Linked DNA regions of Mus musculus: region 2 is linked to region 1. Evidence: chromatin contacts called from ENCODE Hi-C data. All regions are on one chromosome and are shown on one strand. Each heading gives the region's core, a stretch centred on a gene start or an enhancer-like site at or near the end of the contact. The rest is flanking DNA. Distances are from core to core; before and after follow the strand shown.

The links. A loop is a pair of places that touch in the nucleus more often than their neighbours do.
Region 2: a map of CH12.LX shows a loop between it and region 1 (3-fold over the local background). The contact joins the promoter of Erg28 here to the promoter of Batf in region 1. A Hi-C loop is called at or near these places in 7 of 37 maps with a recorded cell type or tissue (CH12.LX, T-helper 1 cell, T-helper 17 cell and 3 more).

The regions. Positions count from the first base shown.
Region 1 is chr12:85,682,712-85,689,869 of GRCm38, reverse strand. It overlaps Batf (basic leucine zipper transcription factor, ATF-like), which reads right to left and starts at 3,150. Exons shown (of 3, transcript NM_016767.2): 1 at 2,897-3,150; 2 at 498-602. The coding sequence starts at 2,959.
Region 2 is chr12:85,822,870-85,830,194 of GRCm38, reverse strand. Erg28 (ergosterol biosynthesis 28) reads left to right here and starts at 5,302. Exons shown (of 5, transcript NM_021446.3): 1 at 5,302-5,724. It overlaps Ttll5 (tubulin tyrosine ligase-like family, member 5), which reads right to left and starts at 5,275. Exons shown (of 34, transcript NM_001081423.3): 1 at 5,109-5,275; 2 at 3,571-3,742. The coding sequence starts at 3,644.

The DNA.
Region 1 (7,158 bases), core at 1,901-4,400:
GCAGCATCATCGACCTCCTTCTCCCAAAGGCAAGTGTGCTTGGGTGGCAGACCATTGCCTTCCAGAGGGATGAGATGTGCAGCTCTGAAAGAATGGCTTCCCTGAAGCACTTAACACCTAACTTCCTCTCAGCATCAGTGTTCTGCTCACAGTGGCTCAGGAAGGACGACACCCTCTCTGCTGTCCCTTTCCACACAGGTGGCTCTGCCTCCCATGAAGCCTTGAGGCTGTCAACATCCCACACATCTACCCTTGCACTCTCCTGGGCCAGAAAGGTTCAGTGTCCAGTGCTGTTCTCTGCTACTAAATGTTTTCATACATGCATGGGAGAGCGAAGCCCTTTCCACAACCTGACCCCTGCAGCTCTTGCCCTCTACTACTCTCCCCCAGTACTTAGCTCTACCACAGCAGAATCATCAGAGCTGGGCCCCACAGCCTCACTGGTGTGGGGCGCAGAGCCTAAGGGCAGGAGCATGGTAGGAAGTGTGGGTACTCACCAGGTGAAGGGTGTCGGCTTTCTGTGTCTGTCTCTGTCGGCTCTTCTGGGCAGCGATGCGATTCTTCTCTCTCCTCTGAACTTTCCTCACATCATCAGATGAGTCCTAGGAAGCAGAGATATCAACGGTAGGTCTGATCGTTCCTCTTAGTCAAAATAGGACATTGGTTTCCTCCCTCCTTTCCTTCCTTCCTTCCCGGTCCTCAGTTCTTTCTGTATTGTCCATTCCCCTTATTTACAAAAGGCCTGTACCCAAAGACATTTTCTTCAGCATTCCCTGCTACCCACCCTTGGGTCTCCTATGGTCTTCTTATGATCAAAAGCTACTCAAAAGTGAAGAGAAATTGAAGCCTCAGGAGGGCTACTTTGGGAAATTCCAGTTAAGATGCCATCACTTCTGCTCTCTCCAGAGCTGTTCTAGCTTCACTCTGTGTGTGTGTGTGTGTGTGTACATGTGTGTATACATATGTATGCATGTGAGGTATGTGTGCGTGTGAGTGTGTGTGCATGTATATATGTGCATGTGTGCGCACATGCTAAACCTTCTTGATGCTCCTTTTGCTGTTGTCTTTGAAAACTCCGCTGAGCATTTACCATGTGCCAACTTCTGTACAAGCGCGTTCGGAGACGCTATGCTTCAACTCCCCAGCTTTCTGAGCAGGCACCGTCTTTTCTATTTTACACAGTACGAAGCTGAGGCTCTCCACCCTGATCCCTGAGCTCATGGACATCCAGGGGTATGACATCTTTCTGGCACTGATGCTCAATCCTTTCTGAGAATTCCCCCTTGACTATTAATTTCATTGTGCTGCACCCCTAGGCAGAGGGCGCCGCCCAGATCTGTTTTATTCGGTCCATCATTGTGCAGACATCTTGAGACCTTCCTAGTCCTGAACATGATGCCTGCTACAGATGAGGTAACCCCACCACCACCACCACCAAATCATTTTATGAAGTGCAGGTCGCCTGCTTTAGTGAGCCACTGACGGGTGCTTTGGAGGACACAGTGCTCTTTGAGTGCTTTCTAAGTATCTCCTATAGAAGATCAGGGAAGAGAAGCCCTTCTGCAACCCCCACCCTGTCACCTACCTCCACTGGCCTGAGGGGCAAAGACCCTTGGGTCAGGTTCTGATTCCCTTCCCTCTTTACTCAAACTTTCCAGGTCATTCTAGCAAACGGACATTGGGTTAGAGAGGGCAAGGATATATTCTTCCTTTAATGTGCTAAGGGACTAGGTTGCCATGGAAGCTGTGAGTAATTTCCTTCTTAAGAAGAGACTGGGGTACCATCTTCCAGGCAGTCTGAGTTGCTCTGATACCATCGTGAGCGAGGGACTATCTCCCTCTTGAGGTCTTCACCAGTATGGCTTTTGGTGAGGGCTTGTGACAGATGTGGGAGCCGGTGGTCAGGTAGTTTACGTTTATTTTGTTTGTAGCGTTTTGCAGCCCCCTGGATGTGTGTGAGCCAAACACTCTACCTCTGAGCCCCTCCCAATATGTGTGCTAAGGAAAGAATATAGTTTTTAAGATGAGATGTAAAAAAGTTTAATCCGTGGGTCTATGTTGGATGAGGAGGAGAAATGTCTAGAACAAGGGGCATCAGGAACGTGGTAGAGAGACCCAGAAACCACAAGGTGAGAAAGGCATCCCATCGGAGGCATCTTTCAGTCTGAGACATTTCGGCTTGGTATCAGTCAAGAGTCTAAGAGTCTCAGAATCTTTCCCTCCATCCCTGGTTTTTCAGGGATGATATTAGCTACTAGTGAAAGTCTCTGACACGCCTCCTGGACCATGGCCTTCTTTCTTCTATCTGGAAGCCACATGGGGGGTGGGGGGGAAAGATACAGGTTGTAGCTTTAGCCTCCCTTCCCACGGACTGCTGGAGTTACCGAGGCAATCCGCAGGCAGATCTTGCCACTCTTCTCCTCCTGTCTACCTTGCTTTGATTTGCTATATTTCTCTTCCCTGACCTCGGTTCTGTCTTGCCACTTGCTTGGTTTTTTCCTGGAAAGCTACAACTCTAGGATTTGGGTGGAGCCCGAAGCAGCGATCTACTGGAACATTCCTCTGCTTATGGTTGACCATACTTCTAAGCTCTGTGATATTCACCCTGCCCCCAGCTTCCTAGAAAGTTTCACGGTGGGAACCTAAGTGGCAGAGACGAGGGGTACCTCTTGGAAAGAGAGGCTTTTGTGGCGGGATGCGAAGCTTCAGCCCTTGGACCTCTGTATAGCAAACACCACACGGTCCAGAGTCTGCTAGAGAGTTCCTGCCACGAGCTACTTCCTTCCCCAGACAGAGCTCCCTGGGCAGGACAAGGGAGCCTACCCCTCTTCTACCACCCCAGGAAAATCAGAAGGCAAGGCATGCGGGGCGTGGGGGAGGGGGACGAAGGGGGTACCTGTTTGCCAGGGGGAGGAGAGCGGCTGAAGCTGGAGTCACTGCTGTCGGAGCTGTGAGGCATGGTTCTAATCTTCCGGGCTCTCCCACACCGTCCCAGATGCCTCTGGGCGATCTTCTCACTAGCTGGCTCCCCTTCTTGACTGCTAGGGGGCCACCAGCACACCACCTTCCACAGGTACCTCCCCTGCTTGCCCAACAGCAACCTCTGACAGACCCCTGCGTCCTCCTCTCTCTCGGGTGCAGAGGGACTGCTCCCCACAGGGACATCTCGCTGCTTTGGGGCTTGCGCACAGGCCCTCTCTTGTGGTTTCTGGTAATTCAAGCTGGAAGTCACATGGGCGGAAACGTCAACAAGTTAGAAAGAAGGTAGAGAGAAAATACACATCTGGGAAAAGACCACAGAATTAGGTGAAAGAAAAAAAAATACACAAACCCCCAGTATCTTCCGGCAGGCAGTTTGAAAGGCAGAGCGAGCGCTCTTCAATTGATGAAGATAAAGAAGAAAAACAGCCACACAGGGAAAATCCCCGGCCAGAATTAGCAAGTTCTCTGCTGTCAACATGGCAGAGAGCAGCAGGAAAGAGCCTCCAGGTCACAGGCCTTGATTTTTAAATCTAAATACAGTCAGCGACAAGCCTGAGGACCCTTTCTGGGTTTCACCCGAAAGCAACTGCCCATCCTGTTTTATGACCGGCCTTCCTCCTTCACCTATAGGACAGTTCGGTGGGCTGGGGACAAAAAGAAAGGAGGGCACTGCCTTTTACAGATGACCAAGCAAGACGTTGGGGCTAGCTGAGAGTCTCGGGGAGTCTCTGGAATCGATGCTAAAGAAGTTTATTATCTATCCCCTGTCCTCTTAGCAAGACACTTTCATTCTCCCTAGAGAAAGGATACCTACCTTCTGTGGAGGGGCTCCTTCAGGAGTTCAAGGTTGACCTTGAGTCTTCAGAAGTCAGTGACGTCATAACCCAACAAGGAGAGAACGTCAAAATGAGGGACAGAGGCTCTGGACTTGGAGTCAGATCGATATGATGAGAATCCAGTGACTCCCTATCCCTACTCCCCCCCCCCCCAGCCTCCCACCACACACACACACCTAAAACCTGCCCCACCTACTACCTTTCAGGGCTACTGCAATGAGGGATGACAATTTGAATAGGAATGTCCCCCACTCTGTAAAGCATGCTGTGGAGTGGCGGTGTTTGGCATGTGTCCCATGACACGAACACGCTTGTCGCTTTAGTGAACAGTCCCATTCTCATCCCAGTGTTTTGGCTATTTTTTTTTAAAGTTTGGGGACTGGAAAGATGCTCAGCAGTTAGGAACACTGGCTGCTCGTCCAGAGGACTTGGGATCTAGTCCTAACATCCAGACAGTGGCCCAATCATCTGTTACTCCAGTTCCAGGGGTCCTCTTCCTGACTCCTCGGGTACCAGGAAATGGACACGGGGCACATACATATGTGCAGGCAAGACACGCACACATATTAAAATAAAAGCTCTTACTCTATTCCCAGTGTGGCTCAAATGCTCACCTCGATTAATCTGAGGGCTGACAATATGTTATGGCTCCTAAAGCATTTTTGTATCCACTGATTACAATTCTGCCTGACGACAATATTGTTCTAAGGACAAACCTATCAAAATAATAATAATAACAATAATAACAATAACAATAATAATAATAATAATAATAAAAGTCAATCCTTGTAGAATTTGTATTTAGTGGTGAGAGCAGACAGGTAAAACAACTGAGCTGACATAATACATCAGGGAGTGTCAAGTGTCACAGATAAAAATAGAGCAGGGTAGGAGAATTCGAAGAGTGGCCACTTTTGTAAGCTGGCCAGGAAGGGCTTGGTGAAGGGGTCACACGTGAGCAGGAACCTGAGGGGGAGCAGAGAGGCTAAGTGAAGAAAGGTCCAGGCACACACCTGAGGTGGAACACCAGAGAGCCCAGTGTCTCCGGATCAGAGGTCCTGAGAGTGGCAGGGGACTGGTAGGGGATAAGTTCGGTACGTGGATCAGCCGGGACGTCTCTCAAGGCTCTTGGAGTCAATTGGGAGGAGTTTTGCCTCATTCTAAAGTAACCAGAGAACCAACCACAGGCCCGTGCCCCGTTCCCTAGATCCTCAGATCTAGCCACTGCGACTGCCTGTTTGTTTCAGAGCACTTATCGTAGCCGCTGATTGTTTTAGAACTTATTTTCTTCACTGGAAGGCAAACTGCATTTGGGAATTTCTTATTTAATCAAGCGTCCCCTGAGCACCCACCATGTGCCAGGCAAAACACTTGACTTTTTCCCCTGAACGAGACAGTTTATCAGTAAGTTTCCACTGTGTAACATACCAAGGACTTCACGAGAGCTTTAAACAGGCATGCTTTTGGCTGAGTTTGTAGGTCATTCAGAAGATTCCAGAAGGCCACAGTAGCTCTGATCTCATCCAGACCTCTCAGCTGCTGAGTTGGTTGGTAACTGACTGGTCTGTTCTCCCTGGCCCACCCCACCCCACCCTCCCAGCCATCCTGCCTGTTGTTCCCTTGGCAGGTGCCGGATTCTAAAGGCAGAACTCAGAACCTGCCAACATCCATGATCAGGTCTAGCTCAGAGTCCCATCTACCACATCCTATTGACCAAAGAAAGTCACAAAGTCGCTCAATGTTCAGTGGGCTGAAGATACAGTCCACCTCTTGACTCAGACCCAGTTGAAGACTTGTAAGGTCAAGCCTGCTGCCTCCCCCAGGTGGGCAGACGTTGGTAGTGTGAGAGCAGGGGAACTACATGCTCTGACTGGAGTATCCTGGGATCCCTTTAGACACAGTTGAGATTTTCCTGTGGGGAGAAAAGTGAATGAGGGAAGACCAGTTAGGATTACAATGTTGGGTTTAACATTGTAATCTCATTGTCCTAAACAAAAGAAAAGATACTGGTAGCATGAATCACAGAGGTGGCGATGAAGGTGGTGAGATGTGGCCCCTGTTCAAGCTGAAGACTGTCTCATGTTTACAGTTCCATGTCCGGTACCTAGTAGGCACCCAATAAAGGGCTGTTTGAATAAGGTCCGACTAAGCTCCCATACAACTAGAAGTTACGACTTGCATCTTCTCTAAACCTAAGTATATTAAAAACCCCTTAAGGATTATAATGATCTTATTTATATTGCATTTAGTTTCACCCGACAGATTTCCCACCTATTATGTGTTGTAACAAGAATCAAGAATCATAAGTATAAGCAAGACAGAGACACTGCTTTCATAGAAAGAAAAGCATAGTCCAACAACCAAAGTAGTTATGAGTTATAATGTGCACAAAGTTCTTAGCTCTGAAAAGTCTATCACTCAGCAGTCAGTGGTGGCTTTGACTCAATGATGTCGAGTCAGTACAGTGTTTAAGTACTAGGAACCAGTGAGAAGAGAAATACAAATGATGTCTTCTGTATGGAAGGAGGGGTCTCATTCAATGGAATATTAACAAATTACTTTAAAATAATTATGTTTAAAAATAATAAATATCAGGGCTGAGGGTGTAACTCAGTGGAAAAGAGCTTGCCTTGCATGTACTGAGGTTCACGGTTCAATCTATACTACTGTCAAATAATAAAACCATCAGAAGAAAGTTTTATAAAATTAATAATAATAATAATAATAACAACAACAACTTCAAGGCTGGCAAGATGACTCAGAGAATAAGGAACTTGCTATCCAAGCCTGATGACCTAGGTTTGATTCCTGGAACTGACTGTAAAGATGGAAAGAGAGTTGTCCTTTGACCACCAACTAGTAGGTCTGGTACAGGACCCACCACGTATCATCACCATCACCACCACCACCATCATCATGGTCACCATGGTCACCATCGTCACCATCATCATCACAGCAATGCTGTGGGTTTCACTGCAGCATAAGACTGAACAGCCCACAGCAGGAGGATGAGGCAGGGTCTCCTGTGTTAGTTACTGTTGCACAGAAAGCTGCCCCCAAGTCAGCCACTTTAAGTAATAAGTTCTGATTTTCCCACACAGACTTTGAAGGTCAGGAGTCTAAGAACAGCTTAGCTTCTTGGCTCAGCCTCTGGGTGGGCTCATGAGGTTGCTGTCAAGCTGTTGACTGACACTGTTGTCATCTGAAGTCCTGATGAACTAGGAGATTCACTTCTAAGTGGGAGTCCCCACATGGCTGTTAATAGAGGGAGCCATTTATGTCTCAGTCCCCTTTCTCTTCTGCTTTGCTACTCTCAGGCAAAGCACTAACACCTCACTCT
Region 2 (7,325 bases), core at 4,053-6,552, 140 kb before region 1:
TGGAGATTTGTCTATTTTCATCTCATGTGTATGAATGTTTGCCTGCATATATGCACGTGCACCACATGCATGCCCAGTGTCTTCGAAAGCCAGAAGGTGGTGTCAGGCCACCTAGAACTGGAGTTACAGCAAGCTGTAAGCTACTACCTGGATTCTGAGAACTGAACCCAAGTCCTCTGAAAGAGCAGCCAGAGCCCTTAATTGCAGAGTCATCTCTCCAGCTCCAAAACAAAGTATGTGAACGATTCAGACTGAAACAGACCAACTGTGTGGCTGACTTAATGAAATCCTAAGAGTCAGCAACTCAGACAGAGAATGAAGCAGTTCCAAGCCTCCTGCTATACTGTGCCTTCTTCACACTAGCACCATTCTTCTCCCTGACTTTCTACGAGCTCCTGCAGTAACTGACATAATGCTACCTTGTGGAACAGAAATTAAGACTGCTAATTTTTTTTTCAGAGACTAAAAAGGCCTTATGTCAAGTTCTTAGATGGAAGTTTCCACAACTACATATAAATTTGTATCTGGGGTAACCAACCAAGATACAGAATAGTTTCGGTATACTTGGTATCCGAAATAATGTTGGGTAAAACCAGGAAAATGGCACGGTCAGCTTCAATTGTCAATGTCAACAGAATGCAGCAGGAAGGAGAAATCTCAAGTTTGGAATTGAAGCCAACAATGGCAGGCTGTGAGGTGCTCCAGGACTATAAGGATTAACGCTTTAACAAGGCCTGAGGATCTGATCAGCTCTAACCAAGGTGGTGGCCACAAAACAACTCAGCTGGGAAAAGCCCTTCTAATTCCTGTAACTTCTAAAATGTAAGCCTACTCCCCTGGACGGAAAAAAAAAAAACAAAACTGACTTTAAGCTTCTGTCCTGGTTGTTGGTTTTTGTTTTTGTTTTTGTTTTTGTCAACTTGACACAAACCTAGACGTAGCTAGAAAGACAGAAGTACTCCTAAGACAGTGACTGCATATCAGACTGGCCTGCAGACATTAGTGAATTAGTGATGGCTATGGGAGGGCCCAGCCACTGCAGGCATTGCCACTGCAGGCCCTGGGCTGTAGAGGAAAGCAGGCTGAGCCAACCATGAGTTAGCACGCAGTGAGCAGTGTCCTCCATGGCGTCTGCTTCAGCCCTGCCTCCAGGTTCCTGCCGGGTCCCTGCCCTGACTGGACTGGGACCTGGACATGGAAGCTAAAATGAAGTCTTTTTTCCTGGTGTTGCTTTGGGTCTTGATGTTTCACCTCAGTGTCAGAAACCCTGAGTCAGCTTCCCAGAGTAGAAAGCCAGTGTATGACAGACCTGTCCATGAGCTGACAAGACAAGAGTAATCGCGAAAAATCCACAGAAGTATGCAAAAACTCCATGAATTTAGATGAGGGTTGGGAAATCTACTAGATAATTAGCATTTCTCAATTATAAATATAAGCAACAGTCAGTTATATTGTATTATCTGTGTTCATCATCTAAGCCACTACGCAGAGATTTTAAAAAATTAAGAAAAAAGGAAAAACAAGAGTAAAAGAACAACCCTGGTTGGCATTAAATACTTTCTAAAATGAGTAAAAGGAAGTAGACTGAAGTAAGATGTCGCATGAAGCAGAGGAACCAGAGGGAATTACCCATCTAATTATCTGAAAACAGTGACCCCAATACACTGTCAAGTCATTATGTGCTGTGAACTAACAATGATAAGCCTTTCCTGGAAACTTAATGCTGTAACTATTTCTCAAATATTGTTAATATAATCTTCTACCTTATACAGTCTACCATGACCGCATTAGCTACTAAGAACAATGCCTTACATTTATACCATGCTTCATAACTTTATCAAGTACTTTCATGTGTATTATAGTTTGAACCTAATCACACCCTTTCAAAATAGGCTGGGAGCTACTCGGGTTCTAGAGTGTGTATTCTAAGGGACTGAGAAACGGCTTAAGCTAAGAAAAGTGACTTATTCACGCCTAAAATCTCAAGCACTAGGAAGCTGAGGCAGGAGGACTGCTACGCATCTGAGGCCAGCCTGGGTTACCTAGTGAGCTTCAGGTCACCCTGGCCTCAAGATTATATTTATTTGTGTATTTGTGTGTGTGTGAGTGTGTGTACATTTATGTAAAGATAATTTTTTTAAAAAGAAGCTATGAATTTGAGGAGAGGGAGTGGAAGGAGAGGATGAAAGTGCAGTATACATATATGAGAGCTTAGAGTTATATATAAATAAATTAGATAAGCCTATCAGCTTTTCTCTTCCATATCGAGTAAAATTATGAGAGGTAAAAGTCCTCAAAACTGAGAGCTAAATTAGAATCACAATCCATCTCTTCTCTGTAAAGTGGAGATTCTTTGATATTTGTGAGTCTAATAAGGTGGAAATAATATTTTTAAATTAAAATCTCTCAGTGTGCATATTAAATGATCTACTCTACCATCTCTAGAAGCTACAGTTGGCCCTGTTAATCATTTTCATTATGAGGACCCAACAGTCAATGAATGACCTTGACCCTTAACCTGAAAGAACTTACAGAGAGCCCTTGTGGTTCAATGAACACGGCACAGGCTACAGAGCTCTAGTATTCTCATCGGAGCATCTTCACAGAGGTTCTGCTGTGTGTGGCCTGCCCTTCATATCATCACCGTTCTACAGCTGTAAATGCTTCAGAGAAAACTTATAGAGTCAAGGTCAGAGCCTAAGAACTTAACGTTTCACCAATCTCTAAAATTTTCAAAATCTCCAATTTTTCAATTACTAGAAGCTATGGTCAAGACACAAGGCTGACAAGATGACTCAGCGGATAAGGTGCTTGTCGCCAAACCTGACCCAAGTTCAATTCCCAGGACCCACATGATGGAAGGAGAGAACAGATTCCAGAAAGTTGTCCTCTGACTTCCACATCCGTACTGCACTCAGTTCACCTATTAGAGCCAGGAGATGGTGCATCAGGTAAATGTACTTGCTTGGAAGCCTGATGCCCCATGTTCAATCCCCCAAAACCCACAACAAAGCCAACTGCAGGGACTAGAAGGATGGCTCAACAGTTATGAGAGCTTCCTGCTCCTGCAGAGGAGCCAGGTTCATTTCCCAGCACTCCATCAAGCTGCCACAAACTCTGTAACTGAAGCTCCAAGGAATTCCATGTACCCTGGCCTCCTCAGGAACCTGCATGCCCATGCTGCACATAAACTCAAGCAGGCGAGTCTGTTTTAAAATGTGCACACAGAGAGAGAGAGAGAGGGAGGGAGAGAGAGAGAGAGCGCGCCAGATGTGGTGGGAGGTATGGCAACAGAAATGAGAGACCCCCACCTCAAAAACAAAGCAGAAGGGGGTGGGGAACCAAGTTCACCTGAGTTCCTATCTGAACTTTAGAACATCTAAAGGTGATATTGACTTAGAGGCCTAGAAACATAAGCCCACCCTTCGAATTTCTGAAAAAGGATGGGAAGTGAATAATATGATCTTGACTCCAAACACAGATGGAAGCTAGGGCCAGGCAACACAAAGAAGGAAACCTGGAGGTGAATAAAGGAACCCCCCCCTTAAGGGCGGGCTGACTGTCACTCACTCTTGGTTGGCCAGGTCCTCGTCCTCTGAGGACGATGCTGTCTCCTCCAGGTCCCGGGCCATCACAACTGGCATCTCCTTTGGGGTCTGTCATACAGTCAGCACACAGAGGCCTCAGAGACCTTTCTTCCTTGCAGTCTCACTGGATCAAACAATTTGGATGGCACAGACTCCTGTAAGAAAGTCAAAGGACTTCAAAGACAATGCAGTTGCATACTTCAGGATTTTTTGCATGATCTTTAAGATGAAAAGAAATATATTCCTGAGTATTTTCCAGTCTCTAGAAGCTTACCTTCTGCCACAGTGCACCTCACATATCACAAAAATCAAGAATTTTTTTTCTGTGTTTGTTTGTTTTTGTTTTTCAAGACAAGGTTTCTTTGTGTAGCCCTGGTTGTCCTGGAACTCACTTGTAGACCAGGCTGGCCTAGAGCTCAGAGATCTGCCTGCCTCTGCTGGGATTAAAAGGGTATGACACAAAATTTTTTTCAAACAGATACTGTCTCTGCTGTATCTAAAAAGCTGTTACTGAATTTGAGTCGTTTTATATAATAAAAGAGCAAGCACCAAAGGAGAGGCTTTAGGGCACTGATGTGGACAGTTGATAAGCCTATGTTTAGAAAATTCTTTGCTAAACAAATCTGACCAGGATCAAAATAAAAATCCAAGGTTCAAAACCCTTGCCAATATTTATACAGACTCTACCACAAGCAAACAGAATAAGCTGTTATGTTTCTAGGAAAACCAAATCACCCGAACTATTAATAAAAGGGTGGTGAAAATATTTCTCCTCAGCAGGGATCACATAAATGGCCGGGGAAAGGGGAAGTCAAATACTCTAATTATTGGTACTTTTTTTTTTAATCACACATTTTAATCCGGATATCAAGTAGACACATAAAATTAGGAAATCTCCAATTCCCAGGCTTCTAACTTCAAACACTTTCCATAGAGAAAAAGTTTCATGTTCGTTATAGAGAAAATAGAAACGTTTAGGGAAAACGCTTAACCTTAATGTCACTACTCAAAGATAATCAATTCGTGGCAATTCTCCAAGCTTTTGCTGGTCTGTGCATTGACTTATACAATAAGACTCTCAAAAACAAAGCAACTGCAGCAAGCAGCAACAGTGACTAACCCCGACCCTACACATCTTCAGCAGAAATGAGTAATACCAAACAACCTCAATGATTCTTTTCGGGTGATTCCTAAAGGAACTTCTCGACCTTACCCAAAAATGCTTGAGAGTCTTTTAAGTTAAAACCTTCAGGGATGCCCACCTTTCCTCGGCTCCCTGAAGAGTAGAACGAGATAAATGCTCAGGAAGTCCTTGCCCCTACAGGGACCAGCCGCCAGCTCCAGCCCAGCACACCCCAACCCCAGGCAGCTCCGCAGGCAAGGACGCGGCGACTCTGCCGCAGCGCTTCTGCCCAGCACGCCCGGAAGCCAACAGCTGCTCCGGAGCTCGGAGGGAAGCGCAGCGGCGCCCGCCTAACCCTGGAGCGCACCTCCCCGGAGCGCGCCGGCGCAGGCGTTTACCTGTCTCATCTTCTCACGGCTCGGGGCCGGCAGGCGGGGACCACGCTCTGCTTCACCTCCCTCCTCCTTCCCCAGCCCGAATCAACGCAGCCGCCGAAGGCTGCTTCCCCCGTTACTACAACAACCAACAAGCAACCGCCCGCTAAGAGCCACTGCGCAGGCGCCCGCCAGCGGCGCGAACAACGCTCGGCTGCGGGCGCTGACGGATGGCGTCACCACGGCGCGCTCAGACACCAGAGCCAACCCAGGCTGTCACCAGAAGGTTTCTTGGCTCCTTTTTCTCTCTGCGTTTTCCCCACCCCTAAAAGACTGACTCCAAACTCAGAGTTCCGCCACGCTCGACAGAAGGGTTTACCGCGTGAGCGGCGTAGCAGGAAGAGGCTCAGGCGGCGGCAACTGCTGATTGGCAGCAAAGGAGTTCACTCCCTATCGCCTGCTCGAACTGAGCCAGCGTAGCCAATCAGAACGAGGACTGACAAAAACAACCCAATCCTGGAGCTGGGCTGAGGGAGGGGGCGGGAACAAGTGGCCCAGGTGGACTTGGGACCGGAGCTGGCCTAGGGAGAGCTGGTTTGCGGATGCTGCTGATACTGCTGCAGTAGTACTGGATCGTCAGGTAGGAGAATTTGGAGTGGGATGTAGCACCCGAGTAAAACTATCTGCAAAATTTAGGAAAGTGGGGGTTGCCTGGAAAGCAACCGGAGGTGGTGGTGGAGGAGTCTAGAAACGATGTCCAAGAGGAGGTGCTAGGAAAATGGAGATTTGGTCAATTCTGGGGATGGGTGAGTGAACGGGCAGTCGTTATGAACCTAGCTCTGCAACGAGCTTTCACTTTTCCTCATGTATTATCGGGTAACCCTCGAGATAGAGGCTTATATCCCCATTTTACGGATGAGAAAACCGAGTCTCTAGAGTCTCACTGGCTTGTCTGAACCCCTCAGATATGAGTGGTGTAGCTAGGATAGGAGTCTGCCTCTATTGATTGTTAATTAGTATCGCATCCATGCTGACCTGGGCAAGGGTGTACCCCACCTCTCTCTCCACCTCATAACTCCAAGGGAATGGGTTTAAAGAATTGGTAGAGTCATACAGAAATGCTCTGGTGTGTTTTCATCAGCTCTGGGATTTCTAAGATCTGTGAAATAAATGGAGGGTGTAAGTTCTACGTTCTACTGAAAGGGAGTGTGTGCGGGGGCGGGCTGGGGGGATTTTTAAATAACCCAAGCTGGTGTTGAGAGGAGAAAGTAAAAAGAAGTAGATTGGCATATGCTGTAAGTGTCTGTGAAGATCAGCACACCCCAGCATCTCTAGACTGGGACAGTCCCCGTTTGAGACCTCTTTCCTCTGGGTCCACCCTTTCTCTCCTGGAGCCCTTTATAGTTGGTTTTTCGTCATCACTTCACTTGATGTCTATATACACTGGGTAGTAGGGAATCATACTGAAACATTACCACAGTGATAAGGGAAGCCTGATAGTTTCTTACAGCTTTCAGGCCAAAGCAGTTAGCCTGACAATAGGTAAATGAAGGGCCAATATGATGGTGGCTATGACAAATTGTCTCTGTGGGATCCCTTTAGAGCTGATGGAAATCACTACTCAGCGAGGCTTGAGCTAAACAAAAAGTACCGAACCTAGCTCTCTCTCCTACCAGCTTCCTCAAAAAATGGGAACTTTGCTGCACCTGGCCGCACCCACCTTTAATCCCAGCACTCAGGAGGAAGAGGCAGATGGATCTCTGTGAGTTCCAGGCCAGCCTGATCTATGTAGAGTTCCAGACTAGCCACATAGTAAGACCCTGTCTCTAAATAAATAAATAAGTAAATATTTTTTAAAAGATGAGAACTTTATCAAAACATTCTATGAGGGAGTATTGCAACAGAGTCCACAGACCCTGGCACTCAGCCACATATTAGCTATGTTACCTAAGCAAATCACTTAGCTCTTGGTTCTGATCCCCATCTGTAAAGTGGAAATACTAATAGTGCCTGCCTATCCTGATGTAGGGAGTGAGTGAAATAAGATGTTATATACTTGGGGCACATATAAGTGTAGGACACAAGTGTTCCGTAACTATAGCTAATGTACTTTTCTTGAAACCCAACATCAAGCTATGACAGGTCTTTTCCAAGTCTTTTCGATTGTTTTAGTTTATGAAACATGATGTGTCTGGGAGCCATGCAGAGGGAAACTAAGAAGACTAGTCAGACAGTTACACT